Regions from separate parts of the Homo sapiens genome. Here region 1 is linked to region 2. A link is a contact called in ENCODE Hi-C or POLR2A ChIA-PET data. All regions are on one chromosome and are shown on one strand. The core of a region is the stretch at or near the end of the contact, and the rest is flanking DNA. Distances in the headings are between cores, read along the strand shown.

Region 1 (3,620 bases), core at 241-2,740, 260 kb after region 2:
TCTGGCCTTCCTTTGAGCACTTTTCTTACTTTTGTTCTGTTTCATGCACTTAATGCACCTGTTTCATCATGCTGCCTGTCACAGTTAAAGGAATTTAAAACAGAATGGATCGTATTTGACAGTAAGGAGCTGTACAGCTGAATTCCATCAAGACAATGTGCTTGTAGCCCCAACGGCATTAAAACTTTCAAATGATGCTTTATCACAACTTCCTCTGGGCTGCACGTGACAAAGGGGTGCTTAACCAGGAGGGACATCTCTCTTTGCTTGTAGGGGCAGGTTGCTGTTTTTTGCCCACCTCTAAAATCTCCTTGGAGCACTCAGTTCTTCTTATCCTCCTTAAAGCCAACAACTATAAAATTTAATTTAATGTTGAACAGCTGTTTCTGTTGCGGTCCAGGTGAAATTTGAGGTATCAGCTAATTGTGCTAAAGTTCCCAAAAAGAAGTATTCAGAAGGTGTGGATCACCAATTACCTCTTGGCAGAGCTGTGAACTAATAACTAGTAGCAGTAGATAATGTACTCAGATGCCACATGAAATGCAAAAGATTCTATGCTTTATTCCATAAAGCATGGCTATAGGACATTGTCTACTATGTAACTAATATTTAAATATTTATAGATTTTTAAAAGATTTCTTCAACCTTCTTTTCTCACCCTGTTTCTAGATCTGATGCACAAAGGAAAATAATAATACAAAACCCATAACCTATTCATTGTATTGTTGCGGTAGATCGAGCTACATGCTGCACAGCAAAAGACCTTCTTTGCACTTCTTTCAAGCAGAATTATTGCTGTATATTCACTCTGAACTGAGAGGTGAGGATTGAACTGTGTAGTGCCTCAGAAAATATCAAGAGTTTTAAAACATTAGTTTTGAGAGATTGAAATACATAGAAACTTGGAATGTTTGAATGTCAGCCCAGACATTGGCAGGCTTCCATGCAGATTTCATTGTGAGTAAAATGTGTACTCAGTGGCTGGGTTCAAGCCCTTCATAGTTTATAAGCAAATGTCTCTGCTTCTTCTAGATCATTGCAAAAAAAAAAAAGAAGAAGAAGAAGAGAAGAAAAGAAAAAAGAAATAGGTTAAGCAAATTTTGTGGTGGTGCTTATGTGTGCACAGACATGCATGAGGCCTCCGCATCTTCCAAACTTGGAAAGCATATTTTAACAGCACAAATATATCTACATGTTTGATCTACATCAGAGCCTCTTTTTTTCCCTCTTCCTTGCATGCTTTTAAATTATATAGTTTAAATGTTTTAACTATTAAATCTGTTTGGTCTTCAAGCTGTAAACATCACACACAGCTAATAAGCTTTAGGAAAGAAAAGGAAATTGACATTTAGTATAGAGGTTCTACAAAACCAATGAAAACCATGCAAATGAGCTATGGAACAGAGAGATTTGCATATCCTCGTTGATTTCATGATGATATTCTCAGCATGAGCCTGGCAGCCTTGCCTTTTTACCTCTTGGGATGATGCATGTACTGGTGGTAGAGCCCTGCAGGGTCAATTTAACGAGTGTAACATTGTGATTTTCCATGCGGTTTCTCAGAACCACTGAGCAAAATGCAGCAATAACCAGTGACAGAGGAAATCGATTTTTGAAGTAAATACTTTTGGAGGAGGGGAAGAAGGTACATTCCCTTCATATTTAATGTTGCCAAAGTAGGTTGAACAAGTTTTTATATTAGTACCATTTGGTATTTCAAAATAAATAGATTATCCACCATTTCCATCACTCTCTGGATACCCTCACATGTTTACCACCAAAACTCCTGCGCAGAGACTGGTCCTCTTTTGCAAACTGCCTTTGGCTCCCCCGCGATCTCTCATCAGAAAAGCAGGCTAAGGAATCTGCTTTTGCCCCCATCCTGTTAGAATGATAAATAGTAGCCTGATGGCCAAGTTGTATATTTATTTAATACATCGTCTGTATTGATAGTTTATGATGTCCTGGATATGAATACACGAAAGCACAGTTGCATAGTGGCGAAGAAGGATTTTGATATCGTGGAGATCTGGATTTGAACTCAACTCTGGCAGTTCTCCCTGCCTTAGTTTCTTGCCCGTAAATGGGGGTGATGAGGTAGTTGTGAGAATTAAATGAGAGACTATGCAAATTGTTATAATACTCCCTGGAAAATAGTTAAATACCCAATAGATAGCATCACTATTTTGAAATGCTTTCAAAATTATACTCGAGTTTTACTTCTGCAAAATCAAGGCAGCTTTCTTCAGAAAAGAGAGAAATGAACTTCACCCCTAAAATGTACTTGGAGAATTTTAGAGGGTCTTTTCCAAGTTGTTATAAAGCACTTCTGAAGTGAATTTGCCCATTTCTGCCCACACCAATCTTATAACATTCCAGGAATAAAATCTGCACTCGAGTTTAAAAATAAAACGGGTGGAACAAACTGAATTAGAAGTCCTTGGCAGACATCCCCCCCAGCAGAATGTTCTCTCAATTGGTGGTATTGCAATAAAAGAGATGTATATTTTTTAGTCTGCTCTTCCTCCCTGATAATTTCAGCCAGTTGTATTTCTCTATTCTAAAAACCTGGTATGCTTGGATTTAATCTCACCACTCCTATCTACGCTCCTGCTCCTACCCCCACACCCATTTCCCCCAAAAAAACCCCACATCTGCACAGACCCTCCTTCCCAAGAAAACATGGAGGCGGGCTGCTCTCTGATACCGTACATGTGCATTCCGGACTGTGCTGAGGAAGGTCATAGAAACATGAGAGGGCTCTGCTGTTGTCAGTTGTAAAGACTGCCAAGAAAGAACAACAAAAAAATCTCAAATGCATTCACATTTCTCCCGCCTCTTTTTTCTTCTGTAAATATTCAACCCTTTTTAGAGAGGCTTTTGATAATGTGTTATCTCAGCAAACACCACGAACCTTGGATGTACGCAGTACTCCCTAATCCCATAGGAATGACTCAGTCAAGAGAGTTAGATGAAATATGGTTGGCAAGATTGGGTGGGGAATCTTGTTACTACACACACATACACACACACACACACGCGCACACACACACACACACCAGCAGCACCAGCCACTGCACCCCTATCATCGCCATAGACATTATGTAAAAACTAGACATTCTCCTCTCCCTTACACAGTCAGTTGCATCTTTCCCAAAAATGGAAGGGGAAAAAGCTTTCTTTGGCTGAGCCATATGCAAAAAATCATGGAACATCTGTGTAAGTAACAACATACAACAAGACAAATTATTGGTGGTAAAAGGCAAAGCCCTTGTTTCAAAAACATGTCTGGAAATAGTGTGTATACAGAACCTTCCTTTGTGCTAATTACTCATAATAACTGTCAGCTTTGTGTACCACAGGCTGGGCTGTTAATAACTAGTGGTCGCAGTACGGTGTTCTTTTTCTTTCCCTTTCTTTTTTTTTTTTTCCTATCCTTCCTTCCCTCTTTCCTGCCTTCTTTTCATTGTTGTTGCACAAATCATATAGCCTTATTCCAATAGTTGCTGGAAGACCAAATCAGAGATGTGGGGGATTCAGGGACTCGCGACATCTTGGAGTATACTAGTGGATAAATGCCACTTCACCCCTGATGTGGCCGTTTCCCTCCAACACTTGTC
Region 2 (3,849 bases), core at 542-3,041:
AAGAACACAATGGAATACAGGTAAAGTGCCCAGCACACTGCTTATTCCTTAGCCTTCATGTTTTAGAAAGTGGTTGCTATTGTTTTTGTTGTTGGTGGTGGCGGTAGTGGTCTTCTTCTTATTATTATTTATATATTTACAATGGCCAAAATTATATGAAATGTTTTCCAAAAATTAGGTATTTGTACCCTTCATATGAATGTGTGTGTTAATTGGGTATAATTGTCTTTCTTGAGTCTTTAAAATAGACAAATCTTTTGATTACATTTGTTAATATTATTGTACCTACCTATATCTGACTTGACTTACAATTTTACTTCATTAAATACATAGCAAGTCATCTGAGAACCCAAAGTAATCATACAGATTACTTGCCATATAGTTAATTTGTGACTGTGATATGGCTGCTAAGGTAGAGGTTTGAATTTAAAAGCACAAAGAAAAATGTTTACTTCAATGGTTACAAATAGATTAATCATATAAAGTACATATTTGCAGAGTCTCGCTCAGTCGCCCAGGCTGGAGTGCAGTGGCATGATCTCGGCTCACTGCAACCTCCGCCTCCCAGGTTCAAGCAATTCTACTGTCTCAGCCTCCTGAGTAGCTGGGACTACAGGTGCGTGCCACCACGCCCGGTGTATTTTTAGTAGAGATGAGGTTTCACCATATTGGCCAGGCTGGTCTCGAACTCCTGATGTCAGGTGATCTGCCCGCCTCGGCCTCCCAAAGTGCTGGGATTACAGGCTTGAGCCACCACACCCGGCCTATTCTAAGGCTTGTTCTAAGGCTCACAGATGGCACCTTCTCTGTGTATCCTCACATGGTGGAAGAGGCAAAGCAGTTCCTGGGGGAGTTCTTTGATAAAGGTGCTAATTCCATTCAAGAGGGCACCTCCCAAGGGCTCCACTCCCTAATACTATCACGTGGGGAGTTAGGATTCGACATGTGAATTTTGGAGGCACACAGACATTCAGGCCAAGGCATAAACAGTGACCACTTTTGTTCTGTCTGTCCACACACTGCCTAGAGCTTCCATTTATTTCAACTACATTTGCTTTTTTCTTATTTATCTGTTCAGAGTATCTTCTCAGTGGCTATTTATTTACCACCCTTTAACATGTTTTCTTGACATTGTACTTCAGCCTGTATATGCTTTGCAACTCAGGAACTATGCTGGCTTAACTAATAGTACCTACTTAACAGGTGAAACTGACAGTAACAGCTTAATAGGTGCTTTCCATTTTTAACATACCTCAGCTTTTTATAAATACAAAAAACTCTCAATCTTTTAATGTGGTTTTAAATTTTAAACAGGTCTTCTTTCATTTTCCTTTACAGAAAACTGTAATACTGCATATGCATTTTCAAACTATGCATATTTCTTCTTCATTCCATGTGGAAGTTTTTATTCAGCCTTTCAGTAAATTTTACTTAGCTTGTCCCATGGATGCCGTAGGTGTAAGGAATATGATAGTGAACAAGACAGACAGAGCTCCTCCCCTCAGGGAGCTTTGCCATGATACACGATGATGACAATGATAAAAGGAGCAAATAATGATTTGGGACCTGATTCCAAAGGGATATTTCTGCGACACTTACAATGAAATTCCAACCTGGCACCATCTTTTTCACTGCAGAATGCATGAAGGTGGTTGCATCATGTCATTTCGACATGCATTTAAATGTAATGAAAGGCACAAGTAGTGATTGCAAACACTACAATAAGTTGCTTGTTGACTCTCTTACTGTCTTCCTTCTTATCTCCCTTTCTTCCTTTGTCTCATTCTCAGTTTTCAGAGCTTAGTCATTATTTCGTAATCCTCTCCTAAAATGAAATCTGGGGCTCTAAGGACAGGAGGCACAGGTTGTGTTTGAACAGCATCATCGTGCTTTATGAAGGGGATTGGAGGGGAGATTCTGCCCCACAGTATGGTCAGGTCTCGCTCCAGGCAGCACTGACTACATTGGTGCTGGTTGGGTAACTGTGGCTCGGCAGGTCACTCTCCCTCTTTCCACCTCCGTTTTCTCATTATTAGTAGAAGTCGAAATAGCATGGTTTTCTAAGGCCTCTGCCAATCTACAATTCTGTGATTCATATGTTCCTAAACACTTGAGTTACTTTTTCTCAATAAATGGAAATATATTTTCCAATGAGGCTGGAAATACATTTTCCAATTATCCTCTCCCCTGGTTTATAACATATCATCAATGTGTTGGGACTTCTAACACTGCTTCTGCTGTAAGCCCATCAAGAGGTTAATTACCTTTGAAGAATGAGGAACTGCTGGAAAAGAACTGTAAAACCTTCAAGAGAACTTTGGAGTTAATCCCTCTGGTAATAGGAATCAATGTCACTCACACATCTAGTTGCCAGTGGAGGAGGAATAACAGCACTGGGCCAAGTAGACTTGAAGGAAGGCAGGTTGCTGATAGAGTGGAGAGCTGAAGATTCTGAATCAAGCTCATCATGACTCTCTTCCTCCTCTTTGAGGCTACCCAATCAGAGCAAAAACAGTATTTTAAAAAACCTCAACTGGATGAGCCTGATGCAGTGGTGTGCTCATGCAGTCCCAGCCAAAGGGTCACTTGAGCAGAGGAGTTCAAGGCCAACTTGGGCAACATAGTGAGACCCCGTCTCTAAGACAAATAATAAACATCAAAATTAAAATTAAAAAAAACCCAACCCAGTGTTCCCTTCAGAATCCTGAGTGGTTTGTTTCATCTTCCTCTATTCTGGCTTGTGTCATCTTCCTCTCTTGTAATGGATAAAAACTCCAAATGAAGACAAAAATGAGGAATTTGTCAAAAAAATTGAATTGCCAACAAAAGCCATCTTTGGTTGATCAAACGGTACAGACGTTTCAGTTAGACAAGAGGGCTAAGTTTCTGAGACCCATTGTACAGGATTATTAATATTATTCATTTTTAGCCCTCATAATAAGGTATTATAAATGTCAAGATTGCTAAAAGAATACGTTTTTAAATGTCTTCATTATAAAAAATAAGTATGTGAGGTGATGGACATATTAATCAGCTTAATATAATCATTTTATAGTATATGTAGCTATATCAAAACATCACATTATAACCCATAACTACATGCAATTATTATTTGTCAATTAAAAATACAAATCTAGGCCAAGGTGGGAGGATCCCTTGAGCCCAGGAGTTTGACAGCAGCTTGGGCAACATAGGGAGACTCCATCTCTACAAAAAAAAAAAAAAGAAAAAAAAAAGAAAAAAAAAGGAAGGAAAAAAAAGAAAAAATTGACTGGGTGTGGTGGCTCTTGCCTGTAGTCTCAGCTGCTCGGGAGCTGAGGTGGGAGGATCCCATGGGCCCAGGAGTTTGTGGCTGTAGTGAGCTATGATCATGCCACTGCGCTCTAGCCTGAGCAAGAGAGTGATACCCTGTCTCAAAAGTAAAAACTTACAACAATATAAAAAATAAAAATTTAAATTATAAAAAGCCATCTTCTTTCCCACTCCTTCCCATTTTGATACAACAGTCCCAGACCCCAGACTTGCTTTCCTCATGAGTCATGCAGACTCAAGTATTGCAGTTCCAAAACACTGCCTGACTCACCAGCTCCATCCAAAAGAGTATGTATTGTCTTCATATGCCAGATAGGAAATTCCTGCTGCATATAGGAAAAGCAGTGTGTTTAAATACATGGACACACACACACATACACACACACAGAGTACACATATACACATCTGCATATACACGTACACATATGCGCACATATTCATACTATATATGTACATACACATGCAATACACATGTATACACACCACACACACACATACACACACATGCATCTCCAAGTCTATTTCCATGCTTTTTTT

What was found. Hi-C counts contacts between places; a loop is a spot of excess contacts on that map. ChIA-PET counts read pairs that join two places held with the same protein, here RNA polymerase II (POLR2A). Pooled maps may share reads with other maps.
Region 1: a loop to region 2 is called in a pooled map, with 1.9 times the contacts of the local background. The contact joins two enhancer-like sites. A Hi-C loop is called at or near these places in 1 of 168 maps with a recorded cell type or tissue (GM12878), 15 of 37 single-sample maps with no recorded cell type and 12 of 50 pooled maps. POLR2A ChIA-PET finds 5 or more read pairs at or near these places in 6 of 52 experiments (CD8-positive, alpha-beta memory T cell, activated CD4-positive, alpha-beta T cell, activated CD4-positive, alpha-beta memory T cell and 2 more).

Annotation. Positions count from the first base shown.
Region 1 is chr6:16,430,146-16,433,765 of GRCh38, reverse strand. The region is part of intron 6 of ATXN1 (ataxin 1); the gene reads left to right. Among named protein-coding and RNA genes, the nearest start is that of GMPR, 190 kb to the right of the region's middle. RefSeq lists an enhancer at 1,137-1,196. Within about 2 kb of position 1,490, at least 2 of the 41 ENCODE cell types and tissues checked have a DNase peak (open chromatin) inside an H3K27ac peak, as active enhancers do.
Region 2 is chr6:16,688,898-16,692,746 of GRCh38, reverse strand. The region is part of intron 2 of ATXN1 (ataxin 1); the gene reads left to right. Among named protein-coding and RNA genes, the nearest start is that of ATXN1-AS1, 70 kb to the left of the region's middle. Within about 2 kb of position 1,791, at least 4 of the 41 ENCODE cell types and tissues checked have a DNase peak (open chromatin) inside an H3K27ac peak, as active enhancers do.